Linked DNA regions of Homo sapiens: region 1 is linked to region 2. A link is a loop called in an ENCODE intact Hi-C map of the cell type or tissue named here. Cell type or tissue: sigmoid colon. All regions are shown on one strand. Links, peaks and the distances in the headings refer to the core of each region. The heading gives the core; the rest is flanking DNA.

The links. A loop is a pair of places that touch in the nucleus more often than their neighbours do. Peaks named below come from ENCODE experiments on the same cell type or tissue, not always from the same donor. Only the 100,000 strongest peaks of a DNase experiment are listed, where the experiment ranks them.
Region 1: a loop joins it to region 2, with 5 times the contacts of the local background. A loop is called at or near these places in 3 of 110 quality-filtered maps.

Annotation. Positions count from the first base shown.
Region 1 is chr11:15,934,558-15,942,890 of GRCh38, reverse strand. No RefSeq gene overlaps it. Among named protein-coding and RNA genes, the nearest start is that of LINC02682, 28 kb to the right of the region's middle. RefSeq lists a silencer at 1,446-1,635. In sigmoid colon, for the core only: a CTCF peak has its summit at 1,550 (motif pointing left); DNase peaks (open chromatin) are centred at 4,437 and 4,870; H3K4me3 peaks cover 728 bases.
Region 2 is chr11:15,832,644-15,840,976 of GRCh38, reverse strand. No RefSeq gene overlaps it. Among named protein-coding and RNA genes, the nearest start is that of LINC02682, 74 kb to the left of the region's middle. In sigmoid colon, for the core only: no CTCF peak of the experiment used is centred there; DNase peaks (open chromatin) are centred at 4,726 and 5,066; H3K27ac peaks cover 646 bases; H3K27me3 peaks cover 1,265 bases.

The DNA of each region.
Region 1 (8,333 bases), core at 242-8,241, 100 kb before region 2:
CTCACCGGGTGAACATGCCACACTTACTCAATGCCACCTACCCTTTTGTCGCCCACATTCAGGGGTGGCTAAATTCCATGACCGAGAAGATGGAAGCACAAGGGTGAGAGGAGGCAGGTAGCTAAGGAGGGGTCTTCATTTTCTCAGGGATTCCTTTTCCTTTCTCAGGGAAGTTCTGTCAACTTTTTTTGGTTAGAGCCACCATCTTGTTTTTCCTTCTTCCTTTTGCTTCTTCCTCTTTAGTCATGGAATTGCTTTCTAGGGATACTTCATTCTTCTGAGGGTTCTTCAGCCCCTTCAGTTTCTTGCCCTGATTCCTCCACATCCCAGCCAGTACCATAGTCAGTGCTGGAACTAAGTGACATGCATCGCTCGAGAGCCTCCAAACCTCATTTGATTCTCACAGAGGGAGGGTCTGTTAGGAGTCCCTCACCAGGGGTGAGGAAACTGAGTGTGGAATAGGTGAACCGCCCTTACAAGCTCATACAGTAGAGATAACAGTTTTGATTTTGACTGCCTGGCACCCCAGTCCCCCTCTCCGTGCGGCCCTCCACCTTCCTTGGGGACTTGCTCTGTCACTGTCTAGCCCCTGGTCTCAGCGTTCTCCTCTGTGAAATGGGGAGTGATGACAATTGCATCCAGGGCCAGACAGGGGCCAGACCTGGTAAAATGCATTATTCCGTGTTTCAAAGATGTGTGCCTTAAGTATTTGTTTGGTGTTCATTTGGGGGAGGGTAGGCTAAGAGAAAGGCTAAGGTTTCCACTAGGCCAGGAGACTAGGGGCCTTGGCTGCTGCTCCAAGGGAGTATAGCGTCCAGGCCCCTCCCGTACGAGTCAAGGAGGTTTGGGAGGTTGGGGGAGGCCTCTTACTTCTGCTTCAGGGCTTTGGGTAGCAGGGTAATCTGTTTATACTTCTCCCTTTCTTTGGGGACCTGGATTGTATTTCTGATTTATTCTGATGATATTTTAGTGCCCTTTAAAGACAGGCGCCCTGGGCTGTGGCCTGGCTCACTCCCCCTGAGACTTGCTGGTTGTAAGGATAAGATAAGAAAATGCATGGAAAATGTAGGGCAATGCTGGCACATAGTAGGTGCTTCATAAAAAGTGGTAATGGAGACTGAGTTTCATTCCCTAGCCCAGGGCAGATGAGTTCAGCCCTTGCCCAGGCTCCCTGTGCTGAGGCCCCACACAGCCAGGCTGGCCTGCCCCCCACCGCGAGGAGACTTCGGATTTTCCAAACGGGAGACAAGGAGCCCCCGGGCCTACAGCGATCCTGCTTCCCGCCCAAAGGTGGATGGTTTGGCTGCTGAGTTCCCCGAAAATTGATTCCGCATGTTGCCGACATCAGCCCGAACGTTTGCTCAGCCGTGAGGGCCCTCCGGGGAGGCTGAAACCCACACCGCCCCACCGTCCGCCCCCGGCCGCAGGCTGCCAAGCCGCTGCCCGCAGCCAACTCCCGGGCCAAGTGGTGAGCGAGGCTGGGACTGCGACGGGCAGGGGCCTCGGCCTGCCCGGCCCCCCAGGCGGCGGCCTTGACGCCACCTGGCGGCTGCGCAGGGAACTGCACTAGCATGGCAGCCCTTGGCCTGGGACCCGGGAGCGACTTGCTGGAGAGCTAACTCCGTGGAAGATGGTCCTTCTCCCATTCCAGCAACTCCCAGGGCAGGGAAATGCGGTTCCCAAGCCTGGGTTATTTTTAAACGACAGCATCCGCCATGTAGATGCTCTGTTTATGGCTAATGTTCCCAGCCAGTGAGAAGAGCTGTGCATTTAACCAAAGGCAGATGCCAAGATGGGAGCAATTAGGGTGGGCTGGGCCCGCCTATTCCCAGGCCCAGGCTGCTGGGCAGGCAGAGGGCCGGTGGGCCACCCTGAGGCTGAGGTTTCCACTAGGCGAGGAGACTGTGGGCCTTGGCTGGGCTCTGAGAGGCTGTGGCCCCCAGGCTCCTCTGGTATGGCTCAGGGAGGCCAAAGGAGGAAAGAGGAGGCCCTTCAGCATCCCATCTTCAATATCATAACTATTGACAACCTTTGCCTAGCAACAGTGCCTTATAGTTTACAAGGGGTAGGCATTGTTTTTCTCAGTTTGCTAACGAGGAAGCAGAAACTCACAGTTTTCAGAGGCTCCTTCAAGGTCATCTACATAGTGAGAGCTTCAGAGTTTTTGAGATTTTTTTCAACAGAGAACTCTGACCAAATTTCTCACCTTCCATGGCTTGTGGTCACTTTCAGACAAAAGCTCTTCACAGTCTGTTCAATGTATCCGACCAAAGCACGTGCCTACCTCTACAGCCTGCTCTTCTTCTCTGTTCCTCCTCTGCCCCCTGGCTCTTGAGAGTCCTGCCAGCCCCATGCCACCTCCTCTGGGAACTTTTCCATGGGTTCCTTCTCTGAGTTCTCTTCATGTCACTATCTCAGTGGGCCCTGATCTCAAAAATCCTAGAATCTGATTCCAGATCTGATGACCCCTTGACTAAGCATCCTTGTCCCCATTATCTCTGCCACTTAGCCTATGGCCTGACTCAGAAAAATCTTTGCTGTTGTTGAATGGGTATGTGAGCCCCTCCCAGCTGCTTAGCCCTGTGCTAAGTGGAATGGATTCCAGAGAAGGAGAAGGATCTGTGAAAATTCTTGAGAGCTCTAAGGTCTCCTCTGAGTAAAAATTGTCTAAACTAAGGCAAAGCCATATGAGTGACCGGCCAACTAGGCCTGTGAGATCAGGAGAGGCTTGGGGTGGGGCTTCCTGAAGGAAAAGGAGCGGAAACCTGGTGATGAGAGAGAATAGACTTAGTCTTGAGAAATGAGTACCATTTTTCAGGGCATGAGGGGTGGGAGAAACACTGCAGCTGGGCAGGGATGCAGCAGGAATCCCCATCATGAAGGGCCACCAGACCGATACTTGCGTTCCTGTGGTCAGTCTTGGTAAAAGCAAGCTGCACACCAGAGGTTTCAGTTCCCAGCCCCATTGTGGAAGGAAGCATTAAGTTGGGAAGCAAGTGAGGCCTGGATGAGGACTCATGGAAGCTTTCCTATGCCCCTCTCTGTCTTGACAACTGATATCTGCCGTGGTTTCCCTGATTAGCCCTTTGGTTCTCTCTTGGCCTGAATTCCCAGAATCCCAAGATTGATCCAAGCTCTGGTTAGCCCCCTGATGTATCTCTAATTGTGTCTGAGCCCGGCCTTGAATGCCCAACATGTTGCCCATTACCCTAATGCCAAGGGCTCCCAGTGCCTATGCCCTCAACCAAGCTGGGCCATGGCTCAGGACTACATCAGCCTTCCCTTCCTGGTCCTACCTGGACCCAGCCTCTTCCCTCCTCCCTAGTCCTCTGGGTCCAGTGCCCCAGCATGCTTTGCACCTGACAGTGGGAGTCAGACTTAGAGAGGCCCTGAATACCAAGCCAAACAGAGTGGATATTGTGTAGTGGCCTGTTAGGCAGTCTTTCTGGGCTCTGATGGGTGCATGGTGGGTGTGCAGCAACCTCGGGGTGGATGAGGAGGAGGCACAGGAGGCCTGAGCAGAAGGATGGGCTTGTTCTGAAGGGCAGAGCCCACCGTGGTTAACTGTAAGCAATGAGGGACCTAAGGAAACATCAGACCCATGGCCTTTGGTGCCCAGATGACAAAATTCTAGACCAGAGAGGAGGGGACAATTGCCTGGTGTTACATAGCACATGCATGGTGCCATCCCCAAAGGTCAGCAGGAGGCAGCATGGTTTGGAAGTAAAAACATGACCTTTGGATTGAGACAGTTCTGGGTCTCTGTGCCAACATGCCCATTCACTAGCTGTGTCACCCTGGGCAGGTCACTTACCTTCTCTGAGTTCAAGTGATTTTGCCTTTCAGATGGAGGCAATGTTACCTTCCCATAAGGCTGTTATCAGAATTTGATGAGGTAATAGCCATTAAAGTGCCTGGCACCTCACGTGACACCTAGCAGGGCCTCCCAAATACCTCTGAAAAATGTTTAGCTTTTGGAGGATCTAGGGATCACCAGAAAGTAGCAATAGCTAGTTGGATGGACCAGAGGGGAAAGGGCCCAGAGAGGGGGCACGAGGCAGCCAGATTGTCCAACCAGCCTTGGAGTCACTTTTTTAGTCTATTGGCTGGAAGAACCCATGGCAGTGGACCAGGCCGCAGCACCAAGAAGTTACTCTCCACCATCTCCTTTGGCCTCCAGAACCCCCGACCGCCAGCTCTTCTGGGAAAAGCTAGGCGGACTGTGAATGGCGCAGGCTCTGGGCTCCTTGACTGGCTAGGATTGGAGAAGCAAATATTTGGGCAGCCAGCTGCCGTTTGGGGCTTTCTGTCCTCCCTGCTGGATCAGCATGTGCCAGGGGTGCCCAGCTGGGAGGCAAGCGCCCCAACCATGCGTAGGCGGTGGGCAGACACGGAGTCTGCAGATCGCAGGCGCCTCTAGCGGAAGCCCCTGGCCGAGGTTGGAAAATGCCACTCGGGGCCCGCACAATCCATCCTGTTGTAATCCCCGGAGCTGGCGTCACCAGCGCCGGTCCGAAAAATGTGTCGTGCAGGGTCTGAACTCATACTTATGTGTCTGCCGCAGGAGCGGGGGGAGCCGCGGGGGCTGTAGAGGCCCATAAAAACAACCAAAAACGTTTCATTTGCTTTTTTACTTTTTTGTTACAGACCACTTGGCTGTGCGTGCCAGCTGGGAGCTGGGGCCCAGCAAGAGCGCAGAGTTATGGGGCAGCACTAAGTGCTCTGTTTGTATGAAACTGCCAAAATGTTAGTACAAAGTGGTAGGTGTTTGTGCTGCAGATAATAACTGATGGGCTCCCGGGCCGGGAGGCGGACGCCTTGTGATTATGGCCGCGGCTCTTCTGAAAAACGCTGCAGCCGCCTCAAGAGCAGCAGCAATATTTTTCTGAGCACACAGGGCCGGCCTGGCAGTTAATGGGCACGCCTGGGCCTCATGAATCAGCCCCAAGAGGGGTGGAGGCTAGGCTGCTGGTGTTTGTCTGATTCTTGGCGTTTGCCCTCATCAACCAAAAAAGCCCATTCCTTAGAACGTTCCAGAACCCACTGTGTTATGGAAGGAGTAGGGGCCTGTTTGGAATGCCAAGTGCCTGGGTGTCCTGCTTTGGGAAACCAGGGGAAGGTGCCACCTAGAGGGACTTAGAGGCCTGGGAGCTGGAGGGGAGGGTGGGGCCTGGGAAGGCTGGCTCAGACTCTCTGGGAGAGACTGGAAGGGAATGAGAAGATGGACCTGACTTGGAGTGTCAGAGGGACCAGGAAACTGCTTTCACTTGAGCTGTGTCCCTCTGACTGTATCACTTCTCCGTTTCCCAGGGAGGGGTAAAGCCAATTCATAATTGCCGGAAGGTTCTAAGGCACTGAGCAGTCTCAGTGCTCCAGCCCCTCCTTTGTGTGTGTTTGCAAGCTCATGAGCTCATGAAACTTTCATCAGCTTATTTCTGAAGGTGGGGGAAAGCTAAAATGAATTTGTACCATCTACTAGACATTGATCAATTGATTCATCATTCATTAAATCTACTGGTTGCCCCACTTGTAAAGTCTGCTGGATTTTCATTGCTAGATACATCCATTCATTACATTTTACTGAGTCCCCACTCCTTATTATGTTGTTATCTGGACACTGAGGATACAGTCAGAACCAAAAGATCCCTGAACCCGTTGAACCTACATTCTAGTGCTCAGAGACAGGCAAAATATAAACAAATGCATGGGTAAATCATACATCAGATGATGAAGAGAACTAAGAGAAAAAATAAAGCAGGGTAAAGAGACAGAGTGCATGGAGAATGGGAAGCTAGGAAGATGCTGGAGTCAGAGCAGTGAATAAAACATCCAAGGTCCCTGCAATGTGTGGAGTTCACGGTAGAGATGGGAAAGAAGTAAAGGAAGGCGGCATTTGTCCAGTGCAAGTCGTCCGTTGAGTGCTCTGAGCACTTTACGTTTTACATCAGTATCACAGCATGCAGCCAAGCGGGTGGTCGTTATTAGGCCCTGGGGAAAGAGGAGAGAATCAGGGCATGGAGGCTGTGAGAAGCCACTGGTGAGAGTGGTGGGCTGGGATTTGCACCTAAGCCCACCTGACTCAGAACTCATGCTGTCCCACCCCTCCATATTTGCATCCATTGTGGTGGTGGTTAAACTCGCTAGCTAGCTTTGGAATCAGACAGACCTGGCTTTGAACCCTGCCACCCACCTCTTACTGGCTGTGTAATTTTCATCAAGTTATTTCACTGCTTTTAGCTTTAGTTTCTCCATTCCCAATAGGGTTTTTGTGAACAATAAGTAAGAGATTTCTTTGTATAAAATATACATAAAGCTCTTAATGTGATTCTTGGCACAAAAGACCCCAATAAATGGCTAAACTAACATTGGCATTCTGATTTTCTTTATACGAGGACCCTGGTAGACTAGGTGTGATCACTCAGCTCCTCTGGTGCCAGAGGTGGCATTTGGCTTTTGTCACTGAGCAGTCAGTCTTCAACAGGATTCTGCAGTTTTCCAGGAATGACCCCTGAGCTCCTGGCTACGTCCACCCAGACACACACCTTGCCATTCCTCAGAGCTGTGAATTTGCCAATGACTATGATGGCACAGCCTCTCACTGAGGGTGAGGCACTCCTTAAGCCCCAGCTCTGGGCTTTGTGCCCTGCCCCCACTCATTGCCTTTTTTATAGACAGGGAGACAAATGGTGGACTAGTGGACCTGGACTTTCCAGGTGTTCATTTCTGCCCCAAGGAGGGAAAGAGCAGAGGACTCAGGGCAGAACCTTCCCAGTGCTGGGGGAGTTCTGCTTGGTGGCCATGCCGCTAGCTATTGGGAAGCCCCCTTCATGGATGGTCCAGGCTGGTCTCTGCCCTGTAGCAGCTGGTGCAAGTTTCTCCCTAGAGAGCAGGGTGGAGGGTGTTCCCGATTTTACTCCTGAGGCGACCAGTGTGGGGCTGGTGCTTATTTGCTGAATTTTCTGACTTAATGACTCCACAACTGAAACTCCAATAAGTCATTCAAAATGCATGCCAAAATAGAACACTATTAGAAAGTCCGTTTTCAGTCCAAGAAGTTCCTCATTCTTCTTAAATGTGGAAGGGGGGGATGGTGTGGAAAAGACTGAAAAAGTCCCCCAATGTCTGTGCACCCCACTTTCTATGTTAGCAAAGATTTTAATGGGATATATGGCTGTGTAGCTAATAACTATACATCCCAGCCTCCACTGTAACTAGGTGTGACCACACCTAGTTACATATGACTACCTTCTGCCCAGTGGGACTGAGGGAAAGGCGTGTGAACAATTTCTGGATTATGTTGTGAAGGGACAGAGCGAGCCCTTGTTTCTGCAGCCTGCTTCCTGGAACACGGAGGTGGTGGCAGCCGTTTGGACCATACGGTGAGGGTAACACCCAAGCGATGGCAGAGCAACAGATGAAAGAGTCCTGGGCCACCGACCACATAGAGCCGTGACATCAGGCCTGGGTTGCTTGTTACATAAGAGAGAAATGCATTTCCACTTTATTTAAGCTACTTATTAAGCTATTTATTTGGAGGTTTTGTAACAGGAGTTGAATCTCTATTCCACTTAACGCAGATCGGAGCTGTGGGTTGCTTGACCATCTCCAATGCTCAAGGGAGGCTGCTGAGTCAGAGAACAGAAAAAGTCCTGGAATGGAGGATAACGATGCTGCCAGTAAGCATCTTCTTACCTTTCGCCAGAACATCCCCCCACATCTAGCTGCTCACAGAAGCCTCACAGTGTGCGTTACAGATGAAGCTCTGAAAGTGACAGAGCCCAGACCAGAACTCGGGTGTGTGATTCCTAATCCAACCCTCTTCCCCCCATGGCAGGGCTTCCTGTCCATCTATTAATATGTGAAGTGTGTGTGTGTGTGTGTGTGTGTGTGTGTGTGTGGTGTAGAGAGGGGAGGAGAGCTGTAATTCTGCTGCAGTCTTCAAATGAGGACTTTACAGTAGCTGGCTGGGGCCCTTTCAGGAACAGTGGGAGGATCACACTTGCTGAAGCCAGCCAACTGCCTGTGACCCTCTGTCCTGAAGGCTCTGCCCTCTGAGATTTCTCAAAACCAAAGCTGACCCTGGGCCCCAGAGACACCTTCAGGAAGATGAAGTTTTCCAAAAGGGAATGTGTGGTACGATTCTGCAGGGAACACGTCTAGGGACCTAGCAGTGGCTGGGATTTCCAGGAAAGAGTAGATGGACACAGTCATCCAAGAGGCCAATTCTTCCTTCATTTGCAAAATGGCGATACCACCACCTACTTCACTGGGTTCCTGTGGAAATTAAAGGAGTAATGCATGTCGGGGTGCTCTGTAAAGTAAGTGCTCTCCAA
Region 2 (8,333 bases), core at 37-8,036:
TTAATTGTTAATCATTACAGTTGAATGAACAATAATCCATCTCTATGAAGGCCCTCATTCCCTTGCCAACCCCATCACCCCTGTTTTGTACTTGTTCATATGAATATCCTTTAATTCTAAATATAAATATAAGCAAATAACTTCTAATTGTTATTTCACAATTTCAAAGACAAGGTCATTCTGTTTTAACTCTTAAATTAAACAAACAAACAAAAACATTCGGTTAATGCAATTACCAGAAGGATGATTCGTTTCTAAGTTCTTTGTGGGGTATGGAGAGGACCTATTGGCTATTTATGCTCAGACAATTGGGAGAACACCAATGGGGAGTTATATCTGGAGCTCCCTGGAGACTTGTAAGTGCAGCTAATAACGCAGCCACTGCACTGAGCCTTTATACCCAGGCTGGCGGGAAGGACACTGGATTTTAGACTGGCAGATGTGCCTCTAATATTTGACTGGGTTAAATGCTGGAGCCTTCCTCAACCCCTTTACTTTCCATTTTAACTCTCCTAACACTGTGGTTGGCTGGTGGTACAGTTATGATGGCTAAGAGCATAGACTCAGGAGCCAAACTACATGGGTTTAAATCCTGGCTCTGTCAATTGCTTACCCTGGATAAGTCACCCAACTTCCAAGGCTCATAATAGTATCCGTCTCAAAGGATTATTGTAAGCATGAATTGAGTTAATATGTGTTAGGCACCCAGTCTAGTGTCTGACACATAGCAAATGCTCTCGGTAAATATATCAGCTATTATTATCTCTTCAATTATTTAATCTCTCTCTTTAGTACTACAGTCACTGAGAGTTCTCTGAGGCAAGGACCTGTTTCTACTGCCATAGCCCACCACTGAGCACAGCGCCTGGCACCTGGAAGAATCTCATTACTGTTTGTTGAATTGTATTGAAGTGATGCTAAAAAAAATGCGGGGCGGGGTGGGGGGGATGTAAAATTGTGTTGTAAACCACCATGCAAGAAATTTTTATTATTAGCTCTGGAAAGAGTTTATTGGATAAAATATCTCCAGGGCTCTCAGAATCGCTGCTGTTGTTGAATGTAACAAAATTTTGATCAACAGTTGACTAGTCTGTTTCTAAATCACCCCTGTTGTCAGTCTTCTCTGTGTTTAGTTCTTTTCTTCTTGGTTTGTGCTGAGTGGTTTGCTAATCTATTCAACTGAACAATTTTTACTTAGTGTCCCTTACAGGGCAACTCCAGGTTAAGAGAGACTGCAGAAGGTAGCAGAGTGAGACTCATTCTCTGCCTTTTGCAGCCTTATAGTCTAGTAGGGGAAGCAGATATATGAACCTTGATTCAGCGTGGTCCTTCCTTAGGATTTTACATATGTGGCTGAGAGATACAAGTGAATGTAAACCCGGCCACCTCTGGAGGCTGTGCCCAGTCTCTCCATGCTGCCTGCAGGAAGATCATCTGATATAGCAGAGGATGAGGCCAACCCACAGAGTGAAATAGAAGGGGAGAGAGACAGAGCTTTGCGGGTTCGTTATTGCAGCAAAGCTAGCCTCTCTTAACTAATATAAGCTCCATCTTCCCTAAAATTCTTCATAATGCCACATGCCATCGCCTGAAATTCCCACCCTTTGGAATGCTTGGGAAATGAGTTAAGGGATTCCAAACCCAAGGAATCTGCAGGAATCTTAAGCAGGGCTCTGTTTGTATCTCTCTTGTTGTTGACATCCTGGTCCCTAATGAGGTCATTTGAACATCTGTACCATATCTGCCAAAAGCCAGTTAACTGGAAATGACATTAGCCACTGTTAGCAGAGTGTCTTTTCCCCTTTCTCCCTTGGATCTGTGCTTTGGGGACACATCGACATAGCTCAGAGGTTCTTAGGGCTCATACATCAAAGGGAGGGATATAGTCACCAGCAGGCCCCTGTCAAAACATTCGACATTTTAGCTTGCTGCCTCCCAACCTTTACGACACTGAACACCCCTTTTCATTAAAAATAAAAGATTTTTGAAAGATCAAGTCTTCAAACATAAAGCACTGATTAAGTCATAATATACCTATTTACCCATTTCCTATTAATCAACCTTCATATATGATACTGATCAGACAACACTAGCAATGGGAAATTGATATCATTTCAGAGCAAAGAAATTTCTGTTAGACTAGATGGTCTAAACTATGGTAAGAGAATGGTTTCCTTTAGTCTTTTATTTTATGCTTGATTTGTTTTCAAAAATTAACAATTATTGTTAGACTTTTTACATGAATAAAATAGCCCAGGGATTTCTGCATTTGAACATGTTAAAAATCTGAAATCTAAAACTGCCTTATATTCTACCATTATTGTTCATTATTGTTCATTTTAGTTAATTAGTGCCTTTAGCTAACTGGGCACAGGGGCCTGAGGTACAAGACAGTTTGAACACTCACTGTGTGCCAAGTCTGGGCCAGGAGCTTTATGGTCTTAATGTCTTTTATTCATCCCAAGCCCTGTTGTAGATACAGCAGGACCCAGCAGGACTGAGCTTTGAGATTCTTATGGTAGCTCTTAACTCCTGGGAATGAGGTGCCAAGGGAAGCTAAGAGCCGTCGAAACAACCATGCTCGCCTCAAGAAGAGCATAGTTCCCACCTTGACCAGAGTTTATACTCAGACGGAGCCAGGGAGTAGCTGCTCTGAAAGGAAAGGCCTGGTCTCCTTTTCTAGACTGTGTGTGTGTGTGTATGTGTGTGTGTGCATGTGTTTGCATTGAGGGGTTGGCTTCCTCCTAACTACTGCTTTCCTAGAGGTTTTCATTATTTCCATCAACACAAGTAACTAGGAAACTATGCTGTGACTTAATGGAAATTAATGTTGGGAAGGACCATAAATCATCACTTCAGAGATGAGGAAACTGCAACACAGAGGAACCTTGAACTGCTAGAGATTGCACATCAAGTAGGGGAAAGTCAACATTTCTCTCAGAGCTTCTGGTTCCAAAGTCCATGTTCTTACAATTTCATAGAACAGAAGGGCTAGCTGGGCTCATAAAAACAATATAGTCCAATTTCCTCATTGTGCAGGTGGGGACACTGAGACTCAGAGAGGGGGTGTTTTTGCCTAGGTTTATGATTAATTAGTAAAAAATATCAGGGATTAAAGCCAGGTCTCCTAACTTAGACTTCACTGTACCTTTAAGATTTGAATGACCACTGGAAATAAATGGATACTTAGAGATCCATCCATCCGTCCATCCATCCATCCATCCATTCATCCATCCATCCATCTAAACATCCAAGCAATCTTAAATCCTCATTAGAAATGAGGACATCTTACCCAGAGGCCTCCTACAGCCATATCCCTTTGGCTAGAATTGCCCCCCCATACTGAAGCCTAAGCCATTCATTGGTGGAGGCATGGGACTTACCTCTCTCCCAATCTTCACACTCCTTTCTCCCACTGCTGCCTATCTAACATCTCCAACTGCATGTCTATCAGGCACCTCAAACTGAGTACCCATCAGTCCCAGCCCTAGATCCCGTCCCAGCCAGAAGTGCTCCTCCTGCAGTGCTCTTTATCTCAGTTAACAGCACTTGTATTTACTTGGTAGTGCTATCTCAAAACTTTGATGTTATCCTTCACTCTTTTGTTTCTCACTCTAGCCACCAAATTCATCAGCAGATCCTTTTGCTTCAAACTTCAAAATCGTTCCCAATTCCAATCAGTTATCACTACTTCTCCAGCTACCACCTGGTACTCCACGTAGCCTGGTCACCTGCTTCTGTTCTTGCCTTGCCTTAGTCTGCTTTCTGCACAGTGACCATGGGAATCTTCTGAAATTACAAATTGTGGAAGAGCCCCCAGTGATTTCCCATCATTTAGAGCAAAATCCAAAGCCATTTCTATGACCCAGCCTCTGTTTGTAACATTCCAGCCACATTGGCTTTCTGGCTGCTCCTCAACGTGCAGGTTTATTCTTACCCTGAGGCCTTTGCACCTGCTGTTGCCCTTGACTGGAACATTTTTCCCCTGCAGAGTCACAGGCTGGTGCCCTCCCTTCATTCATGTCTCAGCTCAAATATCACCTCCCCTCATCCCCTTATCTAAAACAGCAAGCCTATTTTTCTCTATACCTTTACCTGGCATTATTTCTCTTCATGACATTTATTGTTTGGTCTGACATTGCAAAGTTATTATATAATATATAACTGTGTGTTTATTAAGGCTTCATGAAGACAAAGACTTTTTTTAATGACTTTATCTTTAGTGCCTAAACAATGTCCACTACAAAATAGGTGCTCAATTGTGTTTGTTGAATGAATGAATGAATGAATGAATGAATGAATGGCTTAGAACAATGACAGTTTATCCCTTGAGGATGCGAATAGGCCAATCCCTTCTGGAGGAGAGTGCATATGTGAAAAAAAATTGGGTTCTATTAGCCCAGGAGGAACGGTAAGTGGGTGTCAGCAGATGACCAATAGTGTATACTACATCGAGCTTGTCCAGTTTCTATGATTACAGTTGCCAAACAGTTTTGGGTAAACTCAGAATGTCCCACTTGGTTTTGTTGTGGAAAAGCAGCCAGCAGGAGGGTGCATACTGGTTCTCTGGGACTTGGCCAGGGTGGAAACACAGGGTGTCTACTCTCCAGGCCTATAGCAAGGCCAAGAAATGAATTGTGACTTCCTGGGGCAGCAGGAACTCAGAGCTGGGCTCCATTTGTTATCTCCCCTGGTGACAGGCTGGTCCCCAATGATGTCATCTGAGCATCTGCAGGCACCTCTTCCAGGAGCCCACTAACTGGAAATGACATCAGCTACCAGCAAAATGACTTGGGCGCCCAGCAGACACGTCCCGCTGATCCCCTGTCTGGAGCTCATCTCCCTGCCTACCTGGAAGTCTTCTGGCTGGCACTTTGGCAAACAAAGAGACATTTGAGAGGGAATTAAGTTGACTTTAAAAGATAGCCTCAAAGTGTTTCCCAACACATCGACGCTTACATTGAATTATAGGTGCTAATAAAGCTGTCAGAGCCTTGGCTTGAGAACCAAACTCAAGCTAAAGGATCCCTGGGCAATGATGAGAATTCATCTGGGCCTGGAAAGTTGGTCCCTGGCCCAGCTGGAGGCTCATACACACACTGCATAGCCAGGAAACAGCTGGAATAACCTACTCCAACTGCACTGCAGATTGGCCGAAAGGGCTTGCCGTAGTCTTAAAGCAGGAGGCAGTCTTGCAGATATCTTCATATCTCATGGTGTTCTAGGACTGCCCTGATCCTTTCCTTTCTAAAATATGCCCAGAGTGGCCATTAAACCTGTGTGACTACCAGAATTGTAAGAAAGAGGAGCAGTATTTGGAGATTAGGGAAAAGGAGACATCACAGAGCACTCTGCCTGGGACATGCCCAAGATCAGGACCTTCATGTCTGAGCTTCTGTTCCAAAGACACAGGAGACACACAGATAGACCCAGAACTCACATGGAGCTCTACTTTTCTGGGAACTTATTATATGCTAGGCCCTATACCAAGTTCTTTACATTTGTGATCTTTTGAAAGAATTCAACAGTCCTATGAGAAATTATATTTATTTATTCATTTCCACAAATATTTGAGAACAATAATACTCCAGGCTCTGGGCTAGATGCTTGGGTTACAGTGAAAAGCAAGACAGACACATACTGTACCCTGTCCCTTGGATCTGGTTGCATGAGCAACAGTCATTGACAGTGAATTGCAATGTTGTTAGTATTAAGAAGGAGAAGTCTGGGCCGGGGGGGTTGGCTCATGCCTGTAATCACAGCACTTTGGGAGGCTGAGGTGGGTGGATCACCTGAGGTCAGGAGTTCAAGACTAGCCTGGCCAACATGGTGAAACCCTGTCTCTTGCTAATAATACAAAAATTAGCTGGGTGTCATGACGCATGCCTGCAATCCCGGCTACTTGGGAGGCTGAGGCAGGAGAATTACCTGAACCCAGGTGGTGGAGGTTGCAGTGAGCTGAGATTGCGCCATTGCACTCTAGCCTGGGCGACAAGAGCAAAACCCTGTCTCCAAAAGAATAAAAAAAAAAAAGAAGAAGAAGAAGAAGGAGAAGTCTGGAGTGCTATGGGAAGATGAATAGGAGAGTCCTGCTACTCTGAGGAGGTGACATGGAAGCCAGGAGTCGAAGGGTAAGCGGGAGTTAAAGAAGGCAAAGGGTATGGGGAAGAGCATTCCTGGCAGAAGAAACAGCCTGTGCTAATGCCTTTGTGTCAGTTTACTGTTGCTGCTGTATCCAATTACCACAAACGTGTGACTTAAAATACAAATTTATTATCTTACAAGCTCTGGACATTGGAAGTTGAAAATCAATTTCACTGGGCTGAAGTGAAACCATTGCAGGGATGGATCCTCCTGGAGGCTCCGGAAGAGAATCTGTTCCTTGCTTCTTCCATCTTCTGCTACCTGCTGACACTCTTAGGCTTATGGTCTCATCACTCCAATTTCTGTTTCCATGGTCATGTTACCTGTTGCCCTTCTGTAGCCCAATCTCCCTCTCATAAAGACACTTGTGATTACATTTAGGACTCAGCTGAGTAATTCAGGAAAATCTCTTCATCTCAAGATCTTTAACTTTATCTCATCTGCAAAGTCCCTTTGCCATATAATGTAGCAGTCACAGCTTCTAGAGATTAGGATGTGAATATCTTTGGGGGCCATTATTCAGTCTACCACAGCCACAAAGTGGGAAAATGCTTGCGGGATGCCTGTAGAGAATCAGCATAATATAGTGATTAAACATGCAGGCTCTGGGTGCCAACACCTAGATTTGCAACCTGGCTGAAGTGCTTCTTTGCTGTATGACTTTGAGCAATTTTCTGCACCTCAATTTTTCCATCTATAAAGTGGGGATAATAATAGCACCTACCTTATATGAGCATCATAAGGATTATTTCAAGTAAAATACTTAGAACAATGCTGGCATGTTGTATGTGCTCAATAAATGTTAGTTTTTAATATTATTAACTCTTTGTCAATAAACTGAGAGGAGCAAGGAAAAGAGAATCTAGGAGACTAGAACAGCAAGTGAGATTTGATTTTAGATGGCGCAGAGATTTGAAGTCTATTATATGAATTTGGATCATCATCTGAATGATGACTGAAGTCACAGAAACGTTTTAAGGGGAGTGAACGACATAACTTGATTTGCTTTTAAAATGGTCAGTTTGGTTGCATGGTGGATAATTAGTTGAGACCAATCAAGGGGCTCTTGCTATGGTCAAGTGAGAGATAATGATGGCTATTCACATTTATTGAAGAAGCAGCTGAGGCTCAGAGAAATGAAGTCACTAATTTAAGTGGCTTTATCAAGTTTAAGCTTTAACCATTAAGGTCACTGAGTTAGCAAAAAGTGGAAGTTATCAACCAGGGTTGGGATTCAAAACCAAGAGGGTTTGATTCTGAAGTCTATGCTCTTCATTGCACTGCATGGCCACTGTTACCATAGCGAAGTGAGTGAAAGACCTGTTACTCCCCAGACACACTGGGAGAAGCTGCTTTTAGGACCTGACAGGAGGGCCTTTGAGGGAAAGCCTTTACTTTCCTTGTCTTTCCTCCAACTCATCTTCTCTCCCATTGATAGAGAAATGTTTCTTCAACTGCAATAAATTGGCATTTCTGTCTAATGAATCTTATACTCTGCTCTCAGATTTACCCTTCACCTTGTTCTCCCAGGTTAGGGTTCCTTGGTCATTGACTGCTAAGGCTTCTTCTGAGACCATTCTCTCGGTGGCCGCAGTGCTTGTGCTGTCAGCCATGGGTAAAGTCCACAGCTCATCTGGATCAGGGCCCTTATATTATACAGGATTCTTTGAGATGTGAGTGATAAATACGGAACTCAAATTAGCTTAAGAATAAAAGGCAAATAAATTTAATTTTTTTTAGATGTTGTTTTTTTTTTAAATTTTCCATAGGTTATTGGGGTACAGGTGGTATTTGGTTACATGAGCAAGTTCTTTAGTGATGATTTGTGAGATTTTGGTGCACCCCAAACTCGAGCAGTATACACTGCACCATATTTGTAGCCTTTTATCCCTTGCCTCCCCCTCCCACTCTTCCCCGCAAGTCTCCAAAGTCCATTGTATCATTCTTACGTAAAAGGCAAATTTATTGACAACAAAAGCTAAAATGTGCCAGGAGATATTGCCTTCAGATATGGCTGGATCTAGGTGCTCAAATGATGTTGAGAATTCACCTTGTTTTATATCTCAGAATTATTTTTATGTTGCCATTCTCAGGGTGGTTCATTTTATGACAAGACTTCCACTAACACTAACAGCTCCTGGCTAACATTCCATCAGCTCAGCAAGTCCAGTAGAAGGAGCTTCTCTTCT